Regions from separate parts of the Homo sapiens genome. Here region 1 is linked to region 2. A link is a loop called in an ENCODE intact Hi-C map of the cell type or tissue named here. Cell type or tissue: mammary epithelial cell. All regions are shown on one strand. Links, peaks and the distances in the headings refer to the core of each region. The heading gives the core; the rest is flanking DNA.

Evidence for each region. Hi-C counts contacts between places; a loop is a spot of excess contacts. Peaks named below come from ENCODE experiments on the same cell type or tissue, not always from the same donor. Only the 100,000 strongest peaks of a DNase experiment are listed, where the experiment ranks them.
Region 1: a loop joins it to region 2, with 4 times the contacts of the local background. A loop is called at or near these places in 3 of 110 quality-filtered maps.

The regions. Positions count from the first base shown.
Region 1 is chr3:124,487,500-124,496,195 of GRCh38, forward strand. It overlaps KALRN (kalirin RhoGEF kinase), which reads left to right. Exons shown (of 60, transcript NM_001388419.1): 29 at 705-816; 30 at 3,195-3,385; 31 at 3,824-3,925; 32 at 5,241-5,383. Among named protein-coding and RNA genes, the nearest start is that of MIR6083, 120 kb to the left of the region's middle. RefSeq lists an enhancer at 3,181-4,380. In mammary epithelial cell, for the core only: a CTCF peak has its summit at 5,486 (motif pointing right); a DNase peak (open chromatin) is centred at 5,482.
Region 2 is chr3:124,683,854-124,692,549 of GRCh38, forward strand. All of the region lies in intron 51 of KALRN (kalirin RhoGEF kinase), which reads left to right. Among named protein-coding and RNA genes, the nearest start is that of UMPS, 42 kb to the right of the region's middle. In mammary epithelial cell, for the core only: a CTCF peak has its summit at 5,173 (motif pointing left); DNase peaks (open chromatin) are centred at 1,878, 2,598 and 5,168; H3K27ac peaks cover 450 bases.

The sequences.
Region 1 (8,696 bases), core at 563-8,562, 200 kb before region 2:
CCCCTGCATAGCCTCCACTGAGTTATATAACCTGAGGAAAATCACTTCATCTCTCTTAATCGCACTTACCTCATCTGACAATGAAATAGCCTAGAAGCCCATCTATTGGCCCCAGATTAGGAACTCCTGATCCATATGATCTAAAAATATTTTATTACTCTGGGATGTCATAAGCCTATTAAGTCTCCAACCTCAAGTTGTTCCCAGTGGGATGGAAGTCAGCATTCAGGCTGTAGAGGCTTGTAAATAAAAGTGGTGTCAGCAGTAAGCATGCAGGGATATTTGGGTACTGCATAGCACACTCTTTATCTTCCCTTTATCCTCCTCATTCTTCTCTTTATTCTCTTTATTGGATTATACAATACTGCACCTCTGTTCACGTGCTTTGCCAGGGTAGTCCCTTCTCTAAGAGGGCAGTCCAGTGACAGAGAATGCCTCAGTTGCTGCCTTACAGGTCAAGCCATTTGGGAGTTGGGTTGGATTGAGTTAGTTTGGGCTAGATTGGGCTGAGAATGCTCAGTGTGGGAGAAAAATAGTGCTTGAATTCTTAGAGATAACCCCTTTTACCCCACCTCACTTTCTTTATAGCTCAGAGGGAACCATTACAGAGAGCGAAGCTGGTCTATAATTTCCTTGCTGGGTTAGGTGGTGGGAGGAAGCTGGGGGAGATGGCCCTAATTATGTCCGGACTTTTTTTTCCCCAGGAACTTTTAACTTGCTGTGAAGAAGGGAAAGGGGAGCTCAAGGATGGCCTGGAGGTGATGCTCAGTGTCCCAAAGAAAGCCAATGATGCCATGCATGTCAGCATGCTGGAAGGTAGCTGTCCTCCCAGCACTGGGGAAGCCTCCTCTCTTCCTTGACACGGGGGAGCTTGTATCATGGGAGGGAAGTGGCATGAAGTTAGACAAGGTGCAAGGCTGGAAGAGAGAAGAAATGACAAGTAGTTACATAGGCCCTTGTCATGTGAGAGGGGCTCCACAAGGACCAATTTGGCTAGCACCCTGCTTCTAGGAAGGACCAGGCCTAAGCCACTGGAGGTTATGTGGACATGTTGCTGCCCATGAGACAGTCCAGGACAGGCCATCACCCTCACTGTTGATGTGCTAGAGCTTCCAACCTACAGCAGTCTTGTTAGTCTGCATAGCATCTGCATTACATTGCCTTGGTCATCACAATGAATAGAAAGCCTGATCACATAAACACACACAGACACACATACACACAAAACATACCATCTTCAGCCTTATGCTCTTTTTTTGTTATTATGGTAAAATATACATAATATGTATAACATAAATTTACCATTTTAACCATTTTTGAATGTACAGTTCGGTGGCATTAAATACATTCACATTCTTGTGCAACCAGCATTTTGTCCTCTAGAAGGTTAGTAAGTCCAGCCAAACAACTCTGATAAGACTTCAGTCAGATGAAGCTATCTTCTTGGGACCAGAAACCTGTAGAGTAAGATTCCAATAAAGTGGTCTTAACACTGCAGAATGAGTGGGCAGAGCAGCCATACTGGGGTGGAATTTGTTAGATGAGTTAAGATTTAACATTTTTTTGGGAGGCCAAGGTGGGTGGATCACCTGAGGTCAGGAGTTCCAGACCAGCCTGGCCAACATGGCGAAACCCCGTCTCTACTAAAAATACAAAAATTAGCCAGGGGTGGTGGTGCATGCCTGTAATCCCAGCTACTCGGGAGGCTGAGGTGTGAGAATCGCTTGAACCCAGGAGGCAGAGGTTGCCGTGAGCTGAGATCGCACCACTGCACTCCAGCCTGGGCGATAGAGCAAGACTCCATCTCAAAAAACAAAAACAAACAAACAAAAAGACTTAACATTTTTAATGGGTGCTAAAGGAAATGTGTATAGTCTGTTGCAAATATGTAAACACGTGGGCTGTTTTTTCTCTTCTGGACTCCATCCTACTCCGCCAATACCACCAACACCACCTTGGGAGACTTGATACGGTCTCCATACTTCCCAGACCATCCTTAGCACCAGAAGCCTCAATTCTTAGAGCAAAGGAGCCCTGGCTATTTTCCCTAGGCTGAGCAGGAACCATCTCAATGTATTCCTGTTGACATTTTTCTCCACTCCTTTCCTCTCTGTTTGTACCTTCCCCTCCACCCCACCCTGGAAGTACCTGCAAGTACCCAGCTCCTCCAGTCTGTCCCTGACCTATGCTCTGGATCCAGCTACTCCATGCATGGTCTGTTTACCAGCAGCAGCAACAGCACCTGGGAGCTTGTCAGAAGTGCACATTCATGGACTCACCCCACACCTACTAAATCAGAATATCTGGGGAGGTTGGAGGGTGGGCAGTAATCTGTGTTTTCACAAGCTCTCCAGGTGATCCTTATGCACAGTAAAGTTTGAGAGCATCTCTTAAAAACTTCAAGTGGTATAAATATAAACTGTTGAAGGCTTGTGCAAAGTAATCAAAGGGAGGAATTCTAGAAATGGAATATAAGAATTAAGGTAGGTCAGGCACAGTGGCTCATGCCTATAATCCTACACTTTGGGAGGCCAAGGTGGGAGGATCACTTGAGCTCAAGACCAGCCTGGGCAACATAGGGAGACCTTGTCTCTACAGAAAATACAAAAATTACCTGGGCATGGTGGCATGTACCTATGACCCAGCTACTTGGGAAGCTAAGCTGGGAGGATCACTTGAACCTGGGAGTTCAAGGCTGCAGTGACCCACGATCATGCCACTGCAAAAAAAATAAAAAATAATAATAAGAAGAATTAAGGTAATGAATGACACATAAAGAGGAGCTGAAGACACTCAGTCAGGCAGTGTTTGTCCTCAACCCCACTCATAGCTACAAGTCAGGAACAGTAGAAAGTTGTGGAGGACAAAGGAGCTATGGGATTTGCCCTTGCAGGAGGCCAACTGTGGGTGTGTGAAGGTGTGAGGTTGCATAGGACCTTTGCAGGAGATTCCACTAATATTGGTTATGTATATAAAAGACATGGTGCAGGAAGGGGGCAGGAGAGATCTAATTGCAATTCTCAGAGATGTCTATGGAAGTGTTCAGCAGTCTCTGGAGTTAGCAGAGAGAAAAAAACCCTTCAGTAACTGAAGACTAACAATAAGAGAGGCCTTTCTCCAAGAGGGGGGTGGAACATGGCCCCCTGACTGTGGCAGTAGAGAAACTCCACAGGGTGGAAATGGATGTTTTTCAGGGTTCGACGAGAACCTGGATGTGCAGGGGGAGTTGATTCTCCAGGATGCCTTTCAAGTGTGGGACCCGAAGTCGCTGATCCGGAAGGGGCGGGAGCGGCACTTGTTCCTCTTTGAGATCTCCTTGGTTTTTAGCAAGGAGATCAAAGATTCTTCAGGACACACGAAATATGTTTACAAGAACAAGCTACTGGTAGGTGGGGCAGGTGGGGTAAGACAAGACTCCCTGCTTTCATAGAACCCATGGGCAGGAAGGGATCTGGACACACTCATCTCATCTCCTCCCCGGCCTCCACACCAAAACCATCCTGGACAAATGAAAATGTCTCCTATTTGGAAAGCACCCCACTCACCTCCCACGTCTGCATTGTAGAGTTCACAGTTCTTCTTTCTGTTTGCTTTTAGCACCTCCCTCTTCACCTTCCCTCCCTGGTACCTGCTAATCAGGCACGTGCCTGTAGGTCCTTTCATCCTGGGTAGATGAACAGAATATCCAATCTGTTAAAGTTTGATTGACAGAAGCCCCTCCCTCGGTCCTCTCCTCTTTGTTGCCTTTCCCTTCCCACCCCAGCCCTAAGTTTCCCCACTGCCCTCCCCTTCCCCGCCTCTCATAGGCATTTCCTGTCTACAGACCTCAGAGCTGGGTGTGACCGAGCACGTGGAGGGCGATCCCTGCAAATTCGCCTTGTGGTCTGGGCGCACCCCATCCTCAGACAATAAAACAGTGCTGAAAGTAAGTACTGCTCTCTGCTAGGCACAAACTAGGGTTGGGGATAATAGAAGTGGGGGTGGGCAAGTGACACCTCAAAGCTAAGGCCCAGAGACTCTACTGAGCCATGGGCCTCTTTTGGGAATGGCAGCATCACGTGGGCATTGAGAAGCAAATTCTATCATGAAAGTAGACCCAGAATCTCAAAGACGCATGGTCTCCTCAAGTGCATGCACATGTGTGACCAAGAGGGAAGAAAGCAGGGAGTGGCTTGTGGGACCAGCTCAGCAAGGCCCGCTTAAACTGTGCTCTGTCCGTATCTCTTCCTTCAAGTGGCAAGAACAATTGACGCTTTGACAAAAGACACCTTGATTTGCTCCACATTCATTTGACATTTTTTCCTAAATAACTTCCGTGTAAAAGGTATAGTGCCTAGTGTGGTGGGGGATAACTATGTATAAGATATGGACCTTATTCCCTGGGAACCTACATTCTTGAACCCCTACTAAATCACATTAGCATGGGGACCATGCTGATGGAGAGAAATGTCAAGAGGGAGCCTTTCACCAGAAGACGGCCTTGAGGAGTCATTGCAGCTCTCTGGGGCACAGCAGTGATGTTAGCCTGTCTGAGCAGCGATAATGCAGATGATGAAGTTCCCAGCAGTCATTTGCTTGTCAGGAAAGTGCCCATCACCAAGGAAAAAATGGTCCAACCCCGACAAAAGCTTCACATGTATTCACTCTGAACTGCCAGCATAGCTGCTACCTGTTGTGAGGCAGAATTACCAGAAAAAAAATTCTACCAAGACAAATGGGATCATCATAAAATGATAGCAGTGCCTTTAGTTAACAGAGCTTGCCACAAACCCAGGACTGATTTCTAGTCAGTACAAGTCTGTGGAGCCATGCTAGGTGAACATCCTGACATATATCCATACTGATTGGGAAGTAGATGCTGCCCCTCCCAGTGCCCACCAGACCTCCCCAGGATCTAGCAACCCAGGTGTTAATCCCTGTCCCAGGGGGAACTTCCAGATACTGTTCCACCTCCAGGGCAGATATCAGGATTGGTCAGTGCCTTATGAGTTATGAAATACTTTGACAGTTACTCCCGTACAAGTAATTCTGCATTGAATCTTGAGGTCGGAGCACTGTTCTGGGAGTTGGAGAAGCCTGTTTCTGGTATTGAAGAGTCATAAGTATGAAATGAGAAATAAACTCCCCAGACATTTGGAATCCTTGAAAATAACAGATGAAGACTGCAGGAGGGTTGAGAACTGTTTTTGGTAAGGTGATGGGAGTTGGGGTTCTCAGTCTTTCTCCCTGTGGCACTCTAGGCCTCCAACATTGAAACCAAGCAGGAGTGGATCAAGAACATTCGAGAAGTGATTCAAGAAAGGATCATTCACCTGAAAGGAGCTTTAAAGGAGCCACTTCAGCTCCCCAAAACACCAGCCAAACAGAGGAACAATAGTAAGAGGTAACCAGCACCTCTCCCTCCAGCACTGCCTGCCTCACAGGCTTCCGGGTGCGGGAATGGGATGAATCTTTGCTTCTGAAGGGGGATGTGCCCAGCAGGTGGCACTCTCCAGGAAGGCCTGTGAGTTCTACCTAGGATGAGTCATCTGATCTTTAAGCATCTCACTAGTGTCAAATTCAGCAGGGCTTCATTGAGCACCTCTTATATGATAAACACTCTGCTAGGTTCTACAAGATAAAAGGAAGTGTAAGATGAGTCGATTCCCTTAAGAGCCATCTAATAGTCATGTCTGACACATGAAATAGACCAGAAGAACCACGTATAGGGATCATAAATTCTATAAGAATTCAAAGAAAGGGGACTTTAGATGAGTCCTAGAGTGGAGGAACTCTCTGGACTGGTTGGATAGTCAAAGGGCTTTGTGTACTGTAATGTGTGGAGTGGTGGTTTCATTGCAGGTCTTACTGCAACCCCCACAGAGACCTCACCTTCATTCACCTATGATAAGCAACGTCATTGGGCAGAAGAGGACTTATATCTTTCTGGATGCTTCTGAATCCCAGTTTCCTCTAAACCCATGGATGACTTCTTAAGTATTTCTTTCCCAAGTCTCCATGTGACACCTACACTTACAATGACTCTTTTGGGGGACAGTTCCAAAGAAAGCATACAAAAACTTCACGTACATTTTGAAGAAAAAAAAATGGGGTTCTAGCAGAGATGGCCATTGGTGATAACAGGTTCTTCCCTCCTCCCCTGTACCTGAATGGAATAAATCTGGAGGATTTAGTTGACCCTTAGGCACCAACCAGGACAAGCAGGGTAGGGAGCCATTTCAGGGCCTATGAAGCCGCAGCAGCATTGGTCCTGAGTGAGGTGGTAGCCAAAAGAAGGGTGTGACTATGGTGGAGAAACCTCCATGGGGCGGAAGCCCCAAGACCTGCATGACCAGGATAAGTTCACCTCCTCAGTGCTGCATGGACAAATTATAACTGCTCTGGTGAAGGGGTCATTTTGATGCCAGTTATCTATGTCCAGAGTCCAGGTAAGGAGGGGGTGGACTAAAGTCTAGCAGTGGAGACAGGCCATGCCTCAGGGAATCCCTACTTTAATAAATAAATTAGAAAGGAAACAATTACAAAGAAATGATGGTCTAGGATCATAGTGAAAGAGGATACTCAGGTGAGGCTGACTAGGCTTATTTACCCTGACATAGCCCCTTTTTCCTATAGTAGGAGAGTTTGAGCATTTCCAGAACATGGGAAAGGCATATCTTGGAAATGCCCCCACCTTTTCTCTGCTCCCACCTTTTCTCTTGTCCTACAATGGGTGGGTGAGAAACCTTGGCATACTCTGCAGAGAATAACCAAGCAGTCTTTAATTCCGTTATCTTGGATTCCTGGATATGGGGACAGTTTATAGAGGAGTTCATTGGTTGGGGAATACTACCCACAGTCCTAGGTGGCCTCCCCACATCCCCCCAGAAGTGGCTTCACCTGGAGTGGACCAGAAGGGCCCACCATGGGCCAGAATAGCGGGAAGCAGAAAGTACAGCCAGCTCTCAACTGTCTACACATGGTGGGGAGCGCTGGCCCAGATAATCCAAAACAACAGATGATCTAAAAGTCCTTTATTTTTGGTTTTGAAATGCGTCACATAAAGTCTTTTTACAGCAGATTTTCCTTCCTATGAATGTGTGGCTTATGTTATTAAAATAAATTGGCATTTCCCAAGCCCACAAATGATGGTGAGAGAGCAGTTGACTTAGAAATGTTCTGGATGGGAGAAAATACTTTTTATGATGAATAGACATTGTGTGTATACATGTGCACATGCATGGGTACTTGCATACACACACACATCCACATACATTCACACATACACCAGAGTGCAATCATTTAGACCCTTTGAGGTGAATTCGTTATTTGTGGCACTTTGTTCATGTGGTAGGATTCTCAGGCTTTCAGTTTCCCTGTCCCCTGATGCCATTACTTCTCCACAAGCAGCATCAGGGTATCTTTTATAAAAGCCCCCTGGGGAAAAGCTGTCATTTCCTGTGCTAATTCACCCAACTCCAACTCCACATCTCCCCCAGCTTTTCCTGGCACAGACCTTGCAGCCTTCATCAGTTTCCAGACATGCAATCCCTTTTGGCCATGGCTGTGGGCTTGGTACAGGATGGGGGCACAGTTCTACAGCTGGAGAGCTGAAAGAACATGGGGACAGCTGTGTGGTCCGGGGCCCAGGAAGGGGTCTAAATGCCAGGAGTGCACTCAGGAGATGGCCTTAGCTGACACACAGAAGCACAGCTGGCTCCAAAGCTGCTGTGGAACCTGTGACTGTTCACCAATCTTTGAGAAAATGCCTTGGCCTTCTGTATCGATAAGAAATCATTATAAACATGCATGAGATCCTCAAAACCCAGCCAGATGAAGGCAATAAATTCCTTCTCCACACCCAGGAGTTGAAGGTCTAATATCAGGAATTTCCCAAAGTTAATATCCCCTGGAGACAATATTCCACACAACCTGTTTTCTTGAACAGAAGAAACTCAAGTTTAAAAGAAATCTTGGCCGGGTGCAGTGGCTCACACCTGTAATCTCAGTACTTTGGGATGCCAAGGCGGGCAGATCACCTGAGGTCAGGAGTTTTGAGACCATCCTGGCCAACATGGTGAAACCACGTCTCCACAAAAAAATACAAAAATTAGCTGGGCATGATGGCAGGCACGTGGAAACCCAGCTACTTGGGAGGCTGAGGCAGGAGGATCACTTGAGGTGAAGGTTGCAGTGAGCCAAGATCATGCCAGTGCATTCCAGCCTGGGTGACAGAATAAGACTCCATCTTAAAAAAAAAAAAAAAAAAAAAAGAAGAAGAAATCTTGTCACTTCTGTTTTCTTTATAGGCCAGCTGTAAATGAACCCTCATCTTAATTACAGCATGTACAAAAACTTGAATACCCTGAATTTGGGATTATTAAAATGACCTAATCACCTGGATAGAAGCCTAGGCTCTAAGTAGGATATATATCTTCCTACTGCCTCTTACAGACCCGTTCCCAAGTGTGTGTATGTGTATGTATGTATATATATATATATATATATATATATATATATATATATATATATATACACACACATATATACATACATACACCCCCTCTGCAGCATGGGCTGGAGGAGTTTTGGGGAAGGGGGTCATTTTGCATTTAGTTATCAACATAGTGATTATGTGTTTACTAAGTGCAAGAAGTGACATCACTGAAAATCACATAGGGCCACTCTCTTTAGCAGGATAATTTTAGACAAATCCC
Region 2 (8,696 bases), core at 315-8,314:
TTGGAGGAAATTCCCCATTGGAGTAAGAATCACACTTTCAGAATAAACAGAACCTGGGAAACATTTAGTTAACCTCTTCATTTATTTATTTTTATGTTTTGTAGTAAAATATACATAACAAAAATTTACCATTTTAACCATTTTTGAGTGTGTGGTTCAATGGCATTAAGTCCCTTCACAATGTTATACCACCATCACCACTATCCATTTCCAGAACGTTTTCATCATCGCAAACAGAAATTCTTTAGTGGACCCAGTAAACAACTCTCTATTCCTCTCCATCCCTGCAGCCCCTTCACCTTTAACAGAGCCACAGGAACTTGTCCTTTTCTGTTTGAAAACTGGAAGGTGCTCTAGTTTCTGAGGCAGCTTCTGGTTTTTCTGCTTGCTATTCCCCCACCTACACCATCCTGCGGCCACTTGGTACCCCATCTCCAGGTTGATTTTAACCTAAAACACAGATCCTGGCAGACGAGAAGACCTAACTCCTAGTGCCAATTTTTGTGTATAAGTGTGTTATTCCATTTTCCAGCTCAATAAAAAGGAATATCATTTCTGCCCATCTTGGCTTTCCGAGGCTGAAGTGTAACTTAAACAAAAACCACAAAGGCAGTATCACATGGAAAACTGGAACAGGAGTCAAAAACCTGGATTCTAGTTTGGATACCGCCAGCTATGAGACTGCTGGCCAGTTAGCCTTTCTGAGCCCCAAGTTCCTCTGGAAAGTTGCACAGCTCCAAGTGTACAGGTGTTTATACAGTGATGTGTAACCCTTTGAGCACCATGCACGTCTAAGGTGTGCTAACAAAGGACTTTGCTCTCCAGCACTTCTGACTTTGAAAACATTGAGATCCCGACCGAAGAGGACGTGGAAGATTCTGTGCTTTGGCCAGCAATTCACTTTTCAGGGGGTGTGGCGGGAATGGCCTGGGCAGATTTCCTTCTGAGACTCAACTGGAGTGTCCACTCCTGGCTCTGGGAAGTTTGAGCGGCCAGAGCTGGTACTTTTTTCCTTCCTCAAACCTACAGTTCCCTGGCCCGCCTTTCATGTCCTCAGATCTGAAGAGCCAGCCTACTCCCCGCACCCCACTCCCCGCCAACTACCACATCAGCTACTCTGGCCTCCTTATCCTAGAGCTTCAAAATAACCCGGCCAGACGGATTGAAGGAAACTTTTACACCCCCAGCCAGGTGACCAACCTCCTGGCATCCCCAGTGTGTGTCCACTGATGCCTGGTTCCGCATTTTATAAAAAGAATTTTTTCATGAAAAGAACCCTTTGGATGAAAAGAAAGTGAAGCATCACATTCCTGTCGTTTTATTTTTGCAAAATATTTTCTTTGTAATATATCTGAAGGGTGTGGCTTGAAGACTTCCTGCCTGGCTTTGTTCTGACTCTCCATGCAGACCGATTTATATTCCGCCACCAAGAGAAGGGAGCTGAGCTTAGTGGCTGCTTCCCTCTCCTGGGAGAATTTTAAGAAGATCGTCCACAGCAGATTCACATCTATTATGCTTTTTGTTCCTTGCAATTGCCCTGTGAAGTAAGTAGGGTAGAGTTTCTCACCCTCCTGGGGGAAACATGTTCAGGGAGGTCAAGGTCATACAGCTAATAAAAAGAGCAAGTCTTGATGGTGGTGCTTTGAGAGACCAAACTTAGCATGTGCTGTAGAGGAAGTCTACTCGTATGGCTCAAGTACTTTCTTAACAAGGGTCAGGCTCAGGCCCTCTTTTGCTGCACATCTGTTTTAGGAGGAGAATTTCTTCAACAACTTTTCAAATCTCTTGACTATTGGGATAATTACTTGGCCTCACCCACGCCCTTTCTCAATGACTCAAGAGCCCAGCCAGAGCAACCAAGAAAGGAAGTCCAATTACATGAGTTGGAAATGTCTGAACTGGTTTCTCAGGTCAACATAGTCACTCAGCACGCCCTGTCATGCATGTTCCATCGCACCCTCACCCTAGACTGGGGGCCTAACCCGTTTCGTTTACGTTGTACACTAATGAGATTACAAGGTACCATTGACCCAGAAGTTCCTCTAAGAGCCTGCTATTGAAGAAGCAAAGACCATCACCCCCCAACCCCACCCCCATGCTGTCAAAGTTCACTCAGCGTGAGTTCCTAGTCAGTTCAATTTCACACAATTTGATTAACACAAGGCATTGCAGTGATTATTATGGAGGACTAACGAACAATGTAAGATTGGTTCCCATGCTTAAGGCTTAAGAAGCATAAGAAGGAGGCAGGTATAAATAAATGCCCATGTTACACAGCAAACTTTAAAACCTGCTCTAACAGTCATGGTGAGGGACTGATTAATCCTGCCTGGAGCCATTTATTCATTCTGTGGATATTTATGCACCCACTCAGGCACTGGGCTCACAATAATAGTAGCTACTACTTAGCAGTCTTTCCTGTGTAACTGGCTCTGTGCTGAGCTCCCAACAACATCATCACATAGGTACTATTCGCGTTATTCCCACTTTATAGATGAGAAAACTGGAGCACAGTGAGGTTAAGTGACTTTCCCAGGACTGTGTATTCTTAGGTAGCCTGTCTCCCAGGGAGCCTATGAGTGTGGTCATTGATTCACTGGGCAGCAGTGTGTGGGTTGGATGAACTAATAGGATGTGGGCAGTCTTAGAGAAGGCAGAGGGTGAGGAGAGAGCATGAACAAAAGCCCTGAGGTGGGAGGTGCCTGGCACATGCTGAGCAGGTATATGGTCTGAGTACCTGGGGTTAGTTATGTAGGAAGAGCTGTAGGAGATAAAGCCTGGCAGATGGGTTGAGACCAGACAGACAACAAAGGCATGGAAGGACCTGCTAGGAAGCCAGGACTTGATCCATGGACTCCAAGGAACAGCAGTAGGTTTTAAGCAGTCCATATGATTCGTCCTGTGCTTTAGGAAGGTAACCAGCATCTATGCAAACACTGGTGAGATTTTTTTTTTTTTTTTTTTTTTTTTTTTTTTTTTGAGACAGGGTCTTTCTCTGTCATCCAGGCTAGAGTGCAGTGGCATGATCTCGGCTCACTGCAGCACTAACCTCCCAGGCTCAAGTGACCCTCCCACCCTCAGCCTCCTGAATATCTGGGACTACAGGCACGTGCCACCATGGCCAGCTAATTTTTAAATTTTTTTAGAAGTGGGTTCTCCCGATGTTGTTCAGGCTGGTCTTGAATTCCTGGCCTCCAGTGATCCTCGTGCCTCAGCCTCCCAAAGTGCTGGGATTATAGGCATGAGCCATGGCACTGGGTCCTCAGAACAAATGTTAATCTGTTACATAGCTCCGAAGACTCTGGGAAGTTTAGGGGATTGGGGCATAATCAGGGCATAATCAGGGCCAAATCATTAAGGGATAAGACTCCAAAACACTCATACATAAAGGCATTATCCAAAGTCAAGGTCATGGCTAGGTTGGAAATGTGATTTATAAAGAAGAAGCTGTAACTCCACCACTGCATCCTCCTCAGCCCCCCACCTCCAGTCCCTTCCTAACTGACTCCTAGGCTGCCAGGAGCAGCTGGAGACCAGTGCATACACAGCAACGCACCCCCATTTTGGTCCTTTGCAACCAACTATCTTGTGAGATGGGTGATAGATGCTTTCATTATTCTGTTAAAAGCCATATTTTCATCCTTTTTATTTTTGACAGCACACTAAATGTTCTCTAACCAAAATATTGAGGGGTAAAGGGGGATATTTGGACTAGAAATATCCATAAAACAATCAATGTACTTGACACATGGACACATATAGAGACCTGTACCCCCAAATTAATGATTATACATTTTTTGGAAAACCATATGGAATTTTTTTACAAAAATTGACCATGTGTGCTACTTACAAAGCAAACCTCAACAAAAAACAAGGAATCAGTATCATACAGACCAAGTCCTCCAAGCACAATGCAATTAAGTTAGAAATCATCAACAAAAATATCCTTTTTAAAAATCTCACATCTTTGGAAATGTAAAAACATACTCATTACAACTGGGTAAAAGAAAAAAATCATAGTTGAAGAAAAACACTTAGAACTAAATGATAACGAAAATACTTGGGAGTAAGGAACTAGTTGAAAGAGACAAGTCTATCGCTGCTTGGGATTATGTTGCATTTACATTTTTTAAAATTACAGCTTGTCTTATGCTCATTTAGAAATGAGCAGAGGAGGCTGTGTGTGGTGGCTCATACCTGTAATCCCAGCACATTGGGCGGGCACAGGTGGGAGGATTACTTGAGGCCCAGAGTTCAAGACCAGCTGGGCAACATGGCGAGACCCCATCTCTATAAAGAATAGAAAAAATTAGTTGGATGTGGCTGTGTTCACCTGTAGTCGCAGCTCCTCAGGGAGTCTGGGGCAGGAGGATCACATGAGCCTAGGAACTTGCAGCTGCAGTGAGTGGTGATCATGCCACTGCACTCCAGCATGAGCAACAGCGTGAGACCCTGTCAAAAAAAAAAAAAAAAAAGAGCAGAGGTAGGAATATTTTCTAAAACTTTAGAAATTCGAGTCCAGTTTGGCCAGATTGAAAACACGAAGGGTTAAACCTTCAAACCCTACTATTATACCTAAATTCTTAAAAATTGTTTTTCTTATATCTTTATTTTATTGCTAGATCTCATCATCTAAAATTCCTTTCCTGCCTACTCTGAATACAGGTTCATATGAAACAAGTGTAAAAGGAATAGAAAAAGGAAAAATATAGAAATATATTCTGGGCAGCTGTCAGTTGGGTTTAGGGTATTTGGTTTATGTTTATTTGAGCGTTTTTATTCCTTCAGTGTTCTCAATACGTAGTTTTGAGCTCTGTTTTGTGACTGTGATAAGGAATTTGGGAAAAATGGGAGTGGAGGTCTTTTTCTTCTGGAGTCAGTTAACAACTCATTTTCTAGACAGAATTTCACCCTCACTCTTAAGTCTTAGAGTCAGTCAGACATTGGCTGACAAGGAAAATAGACGCCAAGATTTCCTCAAAGCTCAGCTTATGGTAGTCAGTGCTGGTTAATATTACCTGTAACTCTTTCCTCTTACCTGACTGCCCTGCCATTTTGAAGAAAAAACGATAAAATTATTGGATTTCTCTCCAGAAGGAAACTAAGTTGCTGATGGATCACATTGTGGTGGTTCTTGTTCTCGCCTGGGAGGAAGCGCTGCCACCTGCTGCCCTCTGCTGGTCAAATAAAACCAGCTTTAGGAACCTGTAGTTCTTTCCCACGGTGTCTACACCAGCCCTGTCCTCCCGGACTTGGCCCAGCATTCTCTTGTGCTGTTTCACAGAGAGAGAACATGTGCATTTTATGTGAACAATGTCATCTTTCCTCCACGACCACTATTTCGTCTATGTTTTCTTTTTTTTATTTTTTTGAAACAGGGTCTCACTCTGTTGCCCAGGCAACAGTTGCCCAGTACAGTGGCACTTTCTTGGCTTGCCACAGCCTCAACTTCCTGGACTCAGGCAATCCTCCCACCTCAGCTTCCCGAGTAGCTGTGCACCACCACACCTAGCTCATTTGTTTTTATTTTTTAGTAAAGATGAGGTCTCATTATGTTGCCCAGGCTGGTCTTGAACTAAGCTCAAGTGATCCTCCTGCCTCAGCCTCCCAAAGTACTGGGATTACAGGCGTGAGCAACCATACCCAGCCCACAACCACTATTTTGGATTCCAGCTCTCTCCTCCTTCCCATCTATCATTTTACATTGACTCCAACCTGTTTCTAAGGAAGGAAAACATTATATTTCAAGAAAAATGTGCAGCTTATATAAAGCCCTCAGGATCCTGCACACACCAGCAATGACCACTAGACAAGGTGGTCAGGAAGCCTAATTTCTAGTCTACTAATTGGGTGACTTCAGTTAATTTCATTCAACAAATATTTGATTTTTCTGCTATGTGCAAGACTCATAGCAAAAAAAAATATGACTGATGGTTCATAGCAAAAAAAATTTATGACTGATGGTGCATAAAACACGGGAAAGGGTTACTACCTTCAAAAGGTTCACAAGTCTGGTAGGGCAAATACAGTTCAGTAAGACGTTATGGTACTTAGCAGTTCATGGTCAGAGACTTAGAGGTACCTACAGCCCCTAGAAGAGTGCAGAGGAGGAAGATCACTATTGGCTACATCTCAGACATTGACTGACTGATTAGATTCCTGAGCAAGTTCATGGCAGGACATTTTCTCAGCTCTCCTCCCCAAAATTAGGATCCCACCACTTAAGCTTTTCATTGATTTGACAAATATCAACAGAGCACATATGTGCCAGGTATCATGCTAAGCTTGGAGGCAATACTAGCGAACAATATGGCCCATTAGAATTCAAAAAAAGAGAAAATAAAAAATTTAAGAATATAAATAAAAAGTAATAATAAATAAAACAATATGGTCCTTGTCCTCATGGGCCCTGCAGTCCATAGGGAGCCACAGACAAATATATCGGTAATTAGTCTACTGTGTGAGAAGGGTGTTCTCCTCCAGTTCGTACTCTGATTTGCTTCAAAGAAGAAAGAGAAAAAATGAGGGAGGAATCTTCTATGACCGTAGTCCAGAGTCAAAGTTAGAAAAAAAACATTAGTGTGGACCTTGCCCAGGCTCTTGGTCCTTGCTGGAGGATTTTAAATTAAAGGACTGAGTAGAGATAGGATAGATAGAGAGGTGGAGAGCAAAGATAAGCAGGTAGGCCTTTGATGTCAATGACAAAGTTTCACAATGCTTTTCCTAAGACCCTCCCACTTTGCTGAATGCTATGATGGAACGAGCACTGGAATAAAATTCAAGAGCTCTCGGAGCCAGTCCTCTGTCACTGTGATCTTAACACTTCACTTCCCTATCTCACCTAGGAAATGGGGATACATAACATTTGCTCTGCACTTCCTCCAGGGTTTTGGAGGAGCACATGAAGGAGTTTGTGAGTAGCTTATGCGAACTTCAAGTAATCCGCCCGCCTGGGCCTCCCAAAGTGCTGGGATTACAGGTGTGAGCCACCATGCCCAAACAAAAGCAAATATTCCTAATTTGAGTGTAGTCCTTAGCAGAGACACTGGAAAGAAAGATTGCGAATAAGACTTAATTACTGGTTCATAAGTTCTTGGAAGGTCTGAAATGAAGTCAAAGGTCAAATATGTATTCACCAACATTTATTAAATACCCTTTATGTGACAGACCCTTGGGCTAGGGCCCTGAGGTACAAAGGTGAGTGACAAATACTTCCTGTCTTTGAAGAGCTTATAGTCTAATAGGTTCGACCGTGCTGTATTTTTCCTTCAAAAATAATTATTAAGAAAGTGAGTCCGGGCGTGGTGGTTCATGCCTGTAATCTCAGCACTTTGGGAGGCCGAGGCAGGCGGATCACCTGAGGTCAGGAGTTCAAGACCAGCCTGACCAACGTGGCGAGACCCCGTCTCTACTAAAAATACAGAATTAGCTGGGCATGGTGGCGCATGCCTGTAATCCCAGCTACTCGGGAGGCTGAGGCAGGGGAATCACTTGAACCGGGGAGGCGGAATTTGCGGTGAGCTGAGATCACACCATTGTACTCCAGCCCGGGCAAGAAGAGTGAAACTCCGTCTCAAAATAAATAAATAAATTAAATAAAGAAAGCGAAACATGCTGATTGCAGAATATTTGGGAAGCCCACATAAGAAAAGAAAGGAAACAACAGTCACCCCAAATCAAGATGCTTTATAAATCCCAAGGGTAGAGCCTATGTCTTAGTATTTCTCTACCCACAAAACTGTACTTAGAGAGTATGACAAGGTCAGTTAATGTTTTTTGAATGGGGACAAAGCCACCCTTAAACCTACCACCCTGAGATAACCACTGTTAACATTTAGAAAATATTCTTAGCCTTCTTTTCTTTGACTGTCAAATGACTGACTGGGATGCCATTCTCCCTGCCTTATCCAAACCAGGAAGAGAAATGTTTGGCCTCTTTAGTGCCCCCCTACAGGTGATGCAGTGCTGCTCGTGGTTGATTTAATAGTTTGAGTGGAGCAACCCTTTACATCCTTCCCCATGCCATGCCTCGAAACCTTTTCACACAGAGAACTCTTTTAGGTGTGGGAAATGCAGTAGGTTCTACCAGATGTTCTCATCCACTCCCCCATCCCACCCCAGAAAAGCCTCCGGGGCAGGAAGTTGGTTTATCCAAGATCAGTTCCCTGGAATAGAGGGGGACTTTCATCAGGTTCATTAAACAAGGCTGCATGTTGATTCGCTTTAGAGAGTTAAAAAAAATCCCAATGCCCAGGCCCCACCTCACACCAATTAAAACAGAATCTCTAGGCATGAGGCCCAGGCATTAGCCTCTCGTGTTTTTAAGGCTGCCCAGGTCAGGCGTTGAGAACCACTGATTTAAAGATAGGCTAAGCAGAGGTGTAAGTGGTCTTTTGAGACTAGCAGAGGGCATTGCAATGGCCAGAGTTGGGGCACTCAGCCCAGAACTTGGCTTCACAAGGGTTTTCTGCAGCCCACTTTTTAGAAAACCTGGGTGGTATAAGCAGGCACTTGATTTGCAAAGGGGAACGCAAAGAAGGAAATAATGTCTTTCTTCCAAAGGGTTTATATGGATTCCTCTATAAGGGAAGAACACACAGAAACCATGCATGTTCACAAAGATATGCATACATACAGGGAAATAAGTGCAGAGGCCCCAGTTGGGCTATTTTGTAAGGCTTGTGAGTTTTCTGGCT